Regions from separate parts of the Homo sapiens genome. Here region 1 is linked to region 2. A link is a contact called in ENCODE Hi-C or POLR2A ChIA-PET data. All regions are on one chromosome and are shown on one strand. Each heading gives the region's core, a stretch centred on a gene start or an enhancer-like site at or near the end of the contact. The rest is flanking DNA. Distances are from core to core; before and after follow the strand shown. Region 1 overlaps UBAC2 (UBA domain containing 2). Region 2 has its middle 48 kb from the start of UBAC2-AS1.

Region 1 (6,611 bases), core at 3,164-5,663, 64 kb before region 2:
ACACAAAAAGTGGATACAAACCAATGTCCATCAACAAATGAACAAAATGTATATCCATACAATAGAATATTATTCAGTCATAAGAGGAATGGATCCTGATACATGCTACAACATAGATGAACCTCAAAAACATTATGCTAAGTGAAAAAAAGCCAGTCATATAAAGTTATGTACTATATGACTCCACTTATATGAAATGTCCAGAATTTAAAAATCCATACAGACTGAAAGCAGATTAGTGTTTGTCAGGGACAGTTGGGAGAAGGTAATAGGGCATGACGGCTTAATACAGGGATGTCTAATCTTTTGGTTTCCCTGGGCCACACTGGAAAAGAAGAATTATCTTGGGCCACACATAAAGTACACTAACACTAACAATAGTTGATAAGCTTAAAAAAATTGAAAAAAATCTCAGAATGTTTTAAGAAAGTTTACAAATTTGTGTTGGGCTGCATTCAAAGCTGTCTTGGGTCGCATATGGCCCATGGGCTGCAGGGTGGACAAGCCTGGCTTAATGGGCACTCCGTTTCTTTCTGGCGTGATAAAATGTTCTGCAATTAAATTGTGGTTGCTGTTAATTGCACAACAATGTAAATGTACTGGAAGTCAATAAGTGAACATTTTTAAATGGTTAAAATGGCCAATTTTAACTGAATAAAAATATGTATCTTTTGGGTACTGGAGACACTAACCACAGGCCTTGCAAAGCTTAGTCCTGTGGGCTGTTACAGAAGCATTCTAGCTGAAGACAGACAGGTAGGGGAGCAACCCAGAAACTCTGCCTGCCTCCACAAGTCACGCATGTAAAAATACACACATCAAAAAGCCCTGTATGGTTCACACCCTTGAGAGGAGGAGCCGCCATATCCTACCACAACATTGGTTTTCCTATGTCTGACTACTTAACTATTTGGTAAACTTCTCAGGGTTCTCACAAGAATGGGGTGACTTGGTGTCTCATAAAGTAACTTTCTCATAAAGTTTTTCATCAGAAAGGAGCTAAACCAAAACTAAGGGCAGAAATCCACAAAAGCACAGTAAACCCATGCCTTGCAAGAGACACCTTGCACTTCCACTATGATTTATTCCTCAAGTCTCTGGACTTCCTAAAAGAAAACTTAATGAAACTTAGATTCGGTGACCACGTTAAGGAGGAATGAGTGCCTCCTGGTGATCGTCTCAACAAAGACTGTCCAGGGATCAAAAGGTTCCAGGTTTATTTTTGTTACAGCTGTTTCCCTACAGTGTTTAGAAGTAAAACACTGGAAGCCATCCATCAATCAGCTCCTGTCCCTAATGCATTGAGGAGAATTCAATGACACTGGACACCTGCCACACTGACCGCTCCTCATACAGGTCCCCAGACAACCGGGCAGAGTGCCTGGCTCAGGACAGCAGCCAATAAACACTTGTTATCGAAGCAAGAGTTATACAGTTTATCAGGAAAATAAGCAGGAGAAAGTGCTAAGAAGTTTCCAGGGAAAAAAAAAAAAAGGTCAGGAAAGAGAAGGACTTACCCTCTAGATACAAAAAATGTGCTCCACATCTAAAATACTTAAACAGTGTGAATTAGAGGGGAGGAAAGAGTGAGCTGTAAAATTTAAAATCCTAGTCCTGAAACAGCACCAAACACAGAGGCCTGCATGCCAGAGAAAAGTGTTTCAAATCTGCAAGTCAGCAAAGGCACTGGGCACCTAAATGTTCATTTTGGTCCCACCACTGTGGTGGCCACCAGTTGGGTTTATACTTCTTAGGGAGATTTTATACAAACATTAACACTATGATTAAATGTAAAAAGCAGTAATTACTAAAAGTACTAATTAGACAAGAAATGTAATTATAATGAAATAATAATTTTAAAAGCCAAAATAAGTTTAAAAAATTATGACTGTAACACACAAATATGGGATAAATCAGTTAACAGTTGGAATAACTCTAAATAAAGTAAATCAGGACGCTTACAGAAAGTTCTGGACCATGTGATAAACTGTAAGAGAGAAGAAATAATACTTTTCAAGTGGGGAAATGCGTGGTTAGTGGCAAGAAAACGTGTTGTAAATTCAAGTGCCTACAGAGGCCAGGCAGGCAGTGAAATGGGGGAGTCGATGGCAAGAAGGTGGGCACGAGCTCGGTGGACGCTGCCACCCACCTAACAACTCGGCCCTGAGGCTGCCAGATCATCCGCCTCAGGACATCACAGACACCTTGAATTTAGGTCTGAAATAAGCCAATTTTAAAGTGCTGGCAAGTAACTCTCCTCTCCAACCTGCCCCCCACAACCTCCACAGAGACCAAAGGAAACGCCTGGGGCCTGGAGAAGCACCGCGGGGTGGGCACCCATCAGCGCAGCTGAGACACCAGAGGGCTGCATGCCAGGGCGAGCGCGGGTAACAGCTGGCCCCAAGCCGGGGTGCCTCCCTGTGTTCAAGGACCCAAGAAGTCGGACTCAACCAAACAGGGTGACAAGTAAGGCTGCCCGAGCTACAAAGATGGTGCTGGAACGTCCCCAGGCCACACAAGAGGGTCTGCCTCCACAGAGTTTCAGCATAGCCTACGTGGGTCTGGGTTGGAGAAAGAGGGCAGGCAGAACACACGCCTGCATGGTGGAGAAACCCAAGTCTGGTTTTTAAAGCTCTGATGAGCCACGGGACCTCTCCCTGGGAGAAAAGCGTAAGAGATCCGAGCAGAAAAACCCTTGCAAGTTTGGGCTTCTGAGTGGCCCTTCAGCACCTAATGGATGGAGGGACTGACTCTGCCAACATCTCCAGCCACTGACGCTGAGCAACGGCCTAGCTGAAGTGGGGAACAAGCCCCACTAAAACCCCAAACACTAAAATTAATTCGAAAACGAGGAAAGAGGCCAGGCGCCGTGGCTCACGCCTGTGATCCCAGCACTTTGGGAGGCCGAGGCAGGCAGATCACCCAAGGTCAGGTGTTCGAGACCAGCCTGGCCAACATGGTGAAACCCCGTTTCTACTAAAAATACAAAAATTAGCCGGTCATGGTGGCAGGCGCCTGTAATCCCAGCTACTCGGGAGGCTGAGGCAGGAGAATCACTTGAACCCAAGAGGCAGAGTTTGCAGTGAGCCAAGATCGCACCACTGCACTCCAGCCTGGGGGACAAGGGCAAGACTTCGTCTCAAAAAAAAAAAAAGAAAAAAGAAAAGAGTCCAACAAAAACGACAAAACCAAGAAGACCACCAGGTAAAATTCCAGTCTAAGACAGCAGACCCAGGACACCTGTCCACGTTCCCGCCCTTCCAAAGTTGTTTCAAAATAAAAGAACCCTCAAAACACCAGCGAAATGTGTCCTTTCAACTGAGTCCAGAGAAAGAATCAACAAATACCAAGACCTGGGGAGGAATATGAACAATCTTCGGGAGAATTGAGGGCATTTCTCAAACTGCAGGCATTACCACTACAGCACCAGTTTCTGCCTGCCCTGATCCTGTTATTAATATTTTTCTTTAAATCACCTATGATTTACATAAATATTTTAAACGAAATTTGATATCACTACGGTAAATGGAAAACAAGTGTTGCTTTCTCATTAATAGGTGGTAACTATAAAAATAAACACACTGGGCCGGGCACGGTGGCTCACACCTGTAATCCCAGCACTTTGGGAGGCCAAGGTGAGCGGATCACCTGAGTTCAGGAGTTTGAGACCAGCCTGGCCAACATGGTGAAAACCTGTTTCTACTAAAAATACAAAAATTAGCCAGGTGTGGTGGCGGGCATCTATAATCCTAGCTACTACTTCGGAGGCTGAGGAATGAGAACCCCTTGAACCAGGGAGGCAGAGGTTGCAGTGAGCCGAGATTGCACCACTGCACTCCAGCTGAGGCGTCAGAGTGAGACTGTGTCTCAAAAATACACACACACACACACACACACACACACACAAATATAGGTTGGTACAAAAGTAATTGCCATTTTACCTTTAATGGCAAAAACCGCAATTACTTTTGCACCAACCTATAACAAAACAAAGTTATTAAAGACTAATATTACTTCCTGCTCTTTTTGTTACAATAGGAAAATAGCCTTTATTAGAGAGGTCTTTCAGACTAGCACCACATCAAGATTTTCTCTTTGATCCGATCAGGAATAGTAAGAACTGAAAAGGGCAGTTTGAATCACGGTGCGATGAAGGAGTAGATGGTGGGATCTCACCACGGGTCTGATTAGCCCTTTCTCTGCCTTGCTTGAGCTTCAGCAGAACTCGAAATGGCTGACGGTAAGGCTGGGAAGGACTCCGGAAAGGCCAAGACAAAGGCGGTTTCCCGCTCGCAGAGAGCCGGCTTGCAGTTCCCAGAGGGCTGTATTCATCAACACCTGAAATCTAGGACGACGGGTCACAGACATGTGGGTGCAACTGCCGCTGTGTACAGCGCAGCCATCCTGGAGTACCTCACCGCAGAGGGACTTGAACTGGCAGGAAATGCATCAAAAGACTTAAAGGTAAAGTGTATATTACCCCTCGTCACTTGCAACTTGCTATTCGTGCAGATGAAGAATTGGATTCTCATCAAGGCTACAATTGCTGGTGGTGGTGTCATTCCACACATCCACAAATCTCTGATTGGGAAGAAAGGACAACAGAAGACTGTCTAATGTATGCCTGGATTCCTTGTTATCTCAGGACTCTAAATAAAAGAACAGCTGTCCAGTGTTGGTGATGCCAGTGGACTATATTTCTGTGAAAAACACAATTTTGTCTTTTTGTAATTCTATTTGGGCAAGTTGGAAGTTTAATTAGCTTTCCAACCAAATTTCTGCATTTGAGTCTTAACCATATTTAAGTGATACTGTGGCTTCAAGGAAGCTATTGATTCTGAAGTACTGGGCTTTGATTGAGCTGACTGTTTTTAAAAAACTGTTTGGATTTTAATTGTAATGCAGAAGTTATAGTAACAAACATTTGGCTTTGTACAGACATTATTTCCACTGTGGTGGATAAGCTCAATAAAGGTCATATCCCCCAAGAAAAAAAAAAAACAAAAAGAAAAGAACTGAAAAGGGAGTCATGACCTGACTTCTATTTCAATGATGTTTACTGCTGGGCTGACACCCTGTCTAAAATCATCTCCAGTGGTGCAAATGCCACCGAACAAGCATGACAGCAGTGGGGCCTCAAACCCTTCCCCACCCACAGTCTACAAACAGCCTTTTCACCACCATCCCAGTTGGAAAGAAATTTATTTATTCCCCCAAAATAAAATCCTAGAAACTCTCCAAAAAGGGTGGGGTGGGGGACAATCTGCTTAAGGAGAACAATGAGGGGGTTGGAGGTCTGCAAAAAAGTAGAAGAGAGCTTGGGGTAACTTCAAACTTCCAAACCAGATCACAGCACAGGTGACGGGGAACGGACAAGGAGGGTAATAAGAAAGGCAGCTTCACTCAGGAGTAAAAGCCACAGAAAGCAATGAGCCACCCTTTGACGACTGCAGGGGGTTCTCACAGTCCTGCTTCCCCCACCACCACCTACTCCCCACCTCTGCAACCTATATGCAAACCAGCCTATTCATATTCCTTGCATACTAGAAGAGAACCTAGAGTCAGCCCTGCCATTTCAAGTTTGAGCCTCTTGCGGGAAAAGGCTGTACCCACAAACAAAGAGGAAACCCACACTAGGTACTTAGGAATCCAGTCATTCAGGACTGCACAAGAACGGCCAAGCAAGATCCAGAAGTTCACCACTCGTGTCCTTACACGAAAAAAATTTACTCCAGGAGGGATTCCAGGAAAAAAAAAAAAAAAAACAAACCAAAGATGCCAAGGCAAAAAATGATACAAGATTGAAGAAACAGCAGGACAGGTTTTCTGACCTAAGTTCTAACCCTGGCTCTACAATAAATACACAATCAGGCCAGGTGCGGTGGCTCACGCCTGTAATCCCAGCACTTTGGGAGGATGAGGCAGGCAGATCACTTGAGGTTGGGAGTTCGAGACCAGCCTGGCCAACATGGTGAAACCCCATCTCTATTAAAAATACAAAAATTAGCCAGGTGTGGTGGTGCACACCTGTAATCCCAGCTACTAGAAGGCTGAGACAGGAGAATCGCTTGAACCTGGGAGGCAGAGCTTGCAGTGAGCTGAGATCACGCCACTATACTCCAGCCTGAGCGACAAAGCAAGACTCTGTCTACAATAAAATAAAATAAAATATTCTTATCTTTTGATTCTATAATTCAACATTTATGATTATTTCTTTAAAATGGGGTTAAAGATGCAATCAATAACTTAGTTACAAAGATGTTCTAAGTGTTTCTAACGGGAAAATACTGCAAAAAAAACTTATTTTAGTACGATAAAATGTTATAATCGACCGGGTGCAGTGACTAATGCCTGTAATCCCAGCACTCTGGGAGGCTGAGTCGTGCGGATCACCTGAGGTCAGAAGTTCAAGACCAGCCTGGCCAACATGGTAAAACCCTGTCTCTACAAAAATACAAAAATTAGCTGGGCATGATGGCAGGTGCCTGTAATCCCAACTACTCGGGAGGCTGAGGCAGGAGAATCACTTGAACCCGGGAGGCAGCAGTTGCAGTAAGCCGAGATCACACCATTGCACTCCAGGCTGGACGACAGAGCAAGACCTTGTCTCA
Region 2 (6,053 bases), core at 2,832-5,331:
ATCTGGTGAGTGAGATGTGGGTATAAAGACCCAGTCATTGCAGGCCAAGGCAATACACCTCCAATGGGCAATATTCACTCCAAAGCTCCTCACTGGGTTGGCCAAGACTTTGTTGGGTCTGCATTGCATTTCAACGTCTTCACCTCTACCTATTCTTTTTTTTTTTTTCTGAGACAGAGTCTCGCTCTGTCACCCAGGCTGGAGTGCTGTGATGCGAGCTCGACTCACTGTGACCTCTGCCTCCTGGGTTCAAGCGATTCTCCTGCCTCAGCCTCCTGAGTAGCTGGAACTACAGGCGCCCGCCACCACACCCGGCTAATTTTTTGTATTTTTAGTAGAGACAGGGTTTCACCGTGTTAGCCAGGATGGCCTCGATCCCCTGACCTCATGATCCACCTGCCTCAGCTTCCCAAAGTGCTGGGATTACAGGTGTGAGCCACCATGTCCGGCCCACCTCTACCTATTGTTTTTTTTTTTTTTTCTTTTTTCTTTTTTCTGAGACGGAGTCTTGCTCAGTCGCCCAGGCTGGAGTGCACTGGCACGATCTTGGCTCACTGCAAGCTCCACCTCCCAGGTTCACAGCCATTCTCCTGCCTCAGCCTCTGGAGTAGCTGGGACTGCAGGGGTCTGCCACCACGCCCGGCTAATTTTTTGTATTTTCGGTAGAGATGGGGTTTCACCGTGTTAGCCAGGATGGCCTCGATCTCTTGACCTTATGATCTGCCCGTCTCGGCCTCCCAAAGTGCTGGGATTACAGGCGTGAGCCACCACGCCCGGCCTGTACCTATTCTTAATTTCTCCCACTGTCCTTTATTATTTTTTAGAAGCAGAGTCTCACTCTGTAACCTAGCTGGAATGCAGTGGTGCAATCAGCTCACTGCAACCTCGAACTCCTGGCTTCAAGCAACCCTCTCGCCTCAGCCTCTTGAATAGCTAAGACTATGGGTTTTTTTTTGCTGTTTGTTTGTTTGTTTTTTGTAGAGAAAGGGTCTCGCACTATTGCCCATGCTGGTCACAAACTCCCGGGCTCAAGTGATCCTCCCGCTTTGGCTTCTCAAAGTGCCAAGGAACCACTTTTCTTTAAGGATGTTGACCCCTGATATCTTTTCTTTTTCTTTTTTTTTTTTTTTGAGACAGGGTCTCACTCTGTCACCCAGGCTAGAGTGCAGTGGTGTGATCTCGGCTCACTGCAACCTCCGCCCCCAGAGTTCAAGCAATTCTTTTGCCTAAGCCACCACAGTAGCTGGGATTACACGTGTGCACCACCACACCGAGCTAATTTTTGTATTTTTAGTAAAGCCTGCTGGCCAGGCTGGTCTTGAACTCCTGATCTCAAGTGATCTGCCCACCTCAGCCTCCCAAATTGCTGGTATTACAGGTGTGAGCCACCACTCCTGGCCCCTGATAAGTATCTTACACTCCAAATTCCATCGCAGCGTCTGCTTTCAGAGCACCTACCCTATGATGACTTTGCAAAACCCTAAGCCTAGAGTATTTGGCTAAAGAGGATGTGGCCCCTTCCTGAAACTGACTTCAAGAGTAACTGAGATATCTGCAATGGCCCTGTCCTTACCCTCTGGTATCAGTGGCCTCAGCTTCAATTAGATTCCTTTTGGCATTTTGTTGTTGTTGTTGTTGTTGTTGTGTTGTTTTGTTTTTGAGATCAAGTCTCACTCTGTCACCCAGGCTGGAGTGCAGTGGCGTGACCTCGGCTCACTGCAACCTCTGCCTCCTGGGTTCAAGCGATTCTCTTGCCTCAGCCTCCTGAGTACCTGGGACTACAAGCGTGTGCGACCACACCCTGCTAATTTTTGTATTTTTAGTAGAGACAGGGTTACACTGTGTTGGCCAGCCTGGTCTCGAACTGCTGACCTCAGGTGATCCACTTGTCTTGGCCTCCCAAAGTGCTGGGATTACAGGCATGAGCCACCACACCCAGCCCAATTAGATTGCTTTTGATCCCCACATTTCTCCTTTGTTGGGGTGGAACTGCTCATGATTGCAACTGTCCTCTTTAATAGTGAGAATTTTGAGCGGGTCCCTTTTTGCATGGCCCCCCTTTTTCCTGCTATTCAGTGTGGAGTTGCTTTTGAGGAAACTGGATTTTATAAAAAAGAAGTGATGGGTTTAAATGATTATATTCTTCCTACAAAGTTATTTTGAAGCTCATTTCTTCAGAGACCTTCTCCTCCATGGCCTTACCCTCACTTAAGCACAGACAGCCTTCAATCTAAAACTCTTGCCCTAACCTTTCTCTTGAAAAGCAGTTTTCCTTGTTATTCAAGGTCCATCCAACTTTATCATCCTCTACATGAGTTTGCAAATTCTGTGTTCCAGCCAAGTTGATCTCTTTGATCTTTCAACTTAGGCCCTTTTCCAAAACCATGCCTGAACCTATGCCTCATGCTTCCTCTCTGCCTGAGTCTACTCCCCTAGCTTTTCATTCTCATTTCAAATCTCTCCTCTCCAAAGAGACTTTCTAGACTTCGCTGATCTTTTTGCCCCCTGCACACCTGTATTTAGGAGTCATGTGCTACCTTGAACCTTCTGTTACTCTCTTATATAAATGTCCCTTCCCCCCATCTCAACTATATACATACTCTTTGTATCTTCCAGAGTCTTACGCTCAATATATGTTTGTTGATTTTATTTTTCCTGACCCTGATTTCACCCAGAATGGCAGGCAGTTCCATTATCTCTTCCTATATACCAAGCCACCCACAGTCCTGTGGGTTGGCTGGGCTCAGTTGGGAAGTTCTCCCTTGGGGTCTGTCATGCAGTCGCAATGAAATGTCAACTGGGGCTTCAGTCCTCTGAAGACTTGGCGGGGCTGAATACCCATGGGTGCTCACTCTCATGATGTGCATTGAAGTTGGCTATTGGCTGGAAGCTCCGCTGGGTCTGTGCCTCACAGCACTCCCACTCAACCTCACCTTGCAGCTTTCACAGCCTGATATCTGGGCTCACAGAGGGAGCATTCCAAGGGCAAGGGATCCAAGATTCCCAGGCAGAAGCTGCAAGGCATATTGTGACCTGTCCTCAGAAGTCCCAGAGTGTCACTTCCAGCACATTCTCTTGGACAAAGCAAGTCAAGTGTTTCACTTGAAATTTTATAAAGTTTAGGAAGCAAGTAAGAAAGCATGCAGAGTCACTTGAAATAATTTTCATAGAGCTGTTCAGTTGAGATTGGTGTGTATTGCTGTGTGTATATATCTTATCTCTGAAAGTAAAAAAAAATTTTTTTAAGACTGTTATAATAGTTTTTTTCTTGCACATGATTTTTTCCTGATGTTTTAAATTTTAAAAAATTAAACAAAAAATTGTTTGCAGAATATGTCTTTTTGTTTGTTTTCATCTTCTCAGGAGCTATCACTGTGCCTGAGCTGGGTCTCAGGGAAGATTTGGGATAGGGGAGCTGATGTCAAGCAGCCCCTTGCATCCCTGCCTCTTTATGGAGCCTGATTCCCCTCCCTGTAGCCAGTTCACATGTTCCTTCATCAACAAAGGCTTCAAGAATGGCCACTGGTGTGTTCCACATATGGCTTTAACTGGCAAGGGTATCTGGATGGACAAAGTAGTCATGGGCCCTCTCCTTGGGGCCCTTGAGTCTGGCGAGGCCCTGTGCACTTCCCACTTTGCTGGCTAGAATTCCCCACCTGGAACTGGCAGTTAGCGGTTCTATATGTCTCCTGGGCCCCTTTAGAGTCCTATACACCTGTTTGGTAAGGTGAGTCAACTCTAGCCAGTCCATTTATGTGGATATTGTGATTTAACAGGTCTTTTTAACTTCTAGTTTAAAAGAAAGCATTTGAACAGTAGCCATCAAGATATAACACTGTCATGCCGGAGAATAATGCCAGTGATGTGACCGTTCAGCCCAGGGAAAGAAAGTCTTAGAAGCCACCAAGACAACGCTGCACCTGCAGGGGACCACTTGCTCTGTCCACCTTGGGTAGGTCTTGCTGCTCTGGTCTCCTCACTCTGCTGAGTCACATGGCTACTCCCATACTTAATCTCACTGCAAATATGGCCATGTGTCAAGAATAAAATAGACATGGCCCGGTGCAGTGACTCATGCCTGTAACCTCAGAACTTTCAGAGGCTGAGGTGGGAGGATTGCTTGAGCCCAGGAGTTTGAGACAAGCTTGGGCAAAGTGGTAAGACTCCAGCTCTACAGAAATAAGCAAATAGATCAATACAATACAATACAATACAATACAATACAATACAATACAATACAATACAATACAATACAATACACATGAGCACAACTAGGTTCCAGGCAATACAATATAGCACAAGGAATTGATCATTGGCCTCAGCAGTTGAGCCAAATGAATAGTTAGCAGCTGATTTTAGACATGTCCCATAGTGCTATGCACTTCACTTACTGTCAAAGGAAGACATGAATAAGATAGGAATTAAAATAGACTTTCAAATATTTCCTTGTAAGTGGCTTTAGTTCCCAGAGGAGATTATTCCATAACATCGTCTTTTCTCTTTCAACAAGAATTTCTTCACATTGGTTGCCAACACCCATTATGCTGCATAGAAGTATTAATCATCCATGTGGAATTTTATATTTTCAAAGCCTCTTAAAAAAATCAACCCTCTCCTCTGCCTTCCCCCACGGTGCTCACAGACCATGGCCCTGAGGGCATGCACAGACGAGTCTGTTTTTGTTTGTTACTGGCTTGCCAGGCCAGGTTGCTAAATGTACTTGATTCATCAAATACTTGTGAGCTCAGGGAAATCTAAACAAATTTATTTAATTCAGGCCCAGACACAGAGGTGGGTCAGTGTGTCCCCATTTATTGCATGGTGTGCTGAAGTCCCCAGAAGAGATCAAAAGCAGACACAGGGTGAGGCCACAACATGGCAGGCATTATGTCAGCGCTCTTGATCTCTAAGTCATTACTTAGGAATATATGCAACATAGTAATGATGGTTTCAGACACTCTCAATGCATAGTCTGACTCAACATCTCACTTTGATGGAAAGAACCTCAGTCGACAATGAATGGACAAGACCCGAACGTGTATGGTGTCATGAAACCAGGCATGTGGAAGCAGGTTTCCAAAACAGGTTGGAGACTGGCTCTTCCTAAAGTCTTGCCCATCTGTCAGTTGTATCATTGTCCACATGGTTACTCAGCCCTGAAGCCTCAGAGTCAATCTCTCTTTCTCCCACCTCATCTGCCCCCCTCTCCGTACCGCCATATTTAATACATCAGCTAAGCTTGTTGGTTCCAGGAACACAATACCTATATTCTCAAACCTACCATTTCTCTCTGTACACACCAGCCTCACTCCAGCCCAAGCCAACTCACTCTCCCACCTAAAGAACTGCAATGATCTCCTGGCTTACTAATACATTTAACCAAAGAAGAAAAAAAGAATTAAAAATGTCTACCAGACAAAAAAGACAATAGCAAAATCAACAACAATTATTAAACAGGAAAAATGTCACAACAGACATGCTCAAGGTTAGACTCCTTAGTATAAAAAAAGCTAATAAAGATGATTAGAAAAATTAATATTCAAAGAGAAAATGGGCCAATTTTGAATAGTTCATAATAAAGTATAAAGCATTTCATTGTTTTCTGTTTATTTGTTTGCTTTTTGAGACTGAGTCTCGCTCTGTCACCCAGGCTGGAGTGCAGTGGTGCAAGCTCAGCTCACTGCAACCTCCACCTCCTGGGTTCAAGCAATTCTCCTGCCTCAGCCTCCCGAGAGGCTGGGATTACAGGCTCCTGCCACCACACCTGGCTAATTTTTGTATTTTTAGTAGAGACGGGGTTTTGCCGTGTTGGCCAGGCTGATCTTGAACTCCTGACCTCAGGTGATCCACCTGCCTCGGCCTCCCAAAGTGCGGGGATTATAGGTGTGAGCCACTGTGCCCAGCCAAGCCTTTCTAAACAAATGAAAGGATACTCAGTCTCACTCTAATAACAAAAATACAAATTCAAAGTTGAATGAGATGCAGTTGACACTTAGAAAATTGGAAAAATTCAAAAAGTGTAAAAATGCCTGGATGGTGATGAGGGGGCCTGG

Evidence for each region. Hi-C counts contacts between places; a loop is a spot of excess contacts on that map. ChIA-PET counts read pairs that join two places held with the same protein, here RNA polymerase II (POLR2A). Pooled maps may share reads with other maps.
Region 1: a pooled map shows a loop between it and region 2 (1.9-fold over the local background). The contact joins two enhancer-like sites. A Hi-C loop is called at or near these places in 1 of 168 maps with a recorded cell type or tissue (transverse colon), 2 of 37 single-sample maps with no recorded cell type and 5 of 50 pooled maps. POLR2A ChIA-PET finds 5 or more read pairs at or near these places in 6 of 52 experiments (A549, B cell, MCF 10A and 3 more).

What each region holds. Positions count from the first base shown.
Region 1 is chr13:99,213,378-99,219,988 of GRCh38, reverse strand. The region is part of intron 1 of UBAC2 (UBA domain containing 2); the gene reads right to left. It also overlaps the pseudogene H2AZP3. Among named protein-coding and RNA genes, the nearest start is that of UBAC2, 16 kb to the right of the region's middle. Within about 2 kb of position 4,413, at least 9 of the 41 ENCODE cell types and tissues checked have a DNase peak (open chromatin) inside an H3K27ac peak, as active enhancers do.
Region 2 is chr13:99,149,704-99,155,756 of GRCh38, reverse strand. No RefSeq gene overlaps it. Among named protein-coding and RNA genes, the nearest start is that of UBAC2-AS1, 48 kb to the left of the region's middle. RefSeq lists a cis regulatory region at 3,635, an enhancer at 3,551-3,720 and silencers at 4,027-4,096, 4,107-4,156. Within about 2 kb of position 4,081, at least 4 of the 41 ENCODE cell types and tissues checked have a DNase peak (open chromatin) inside an H3K27ac peak, as active enhancers do.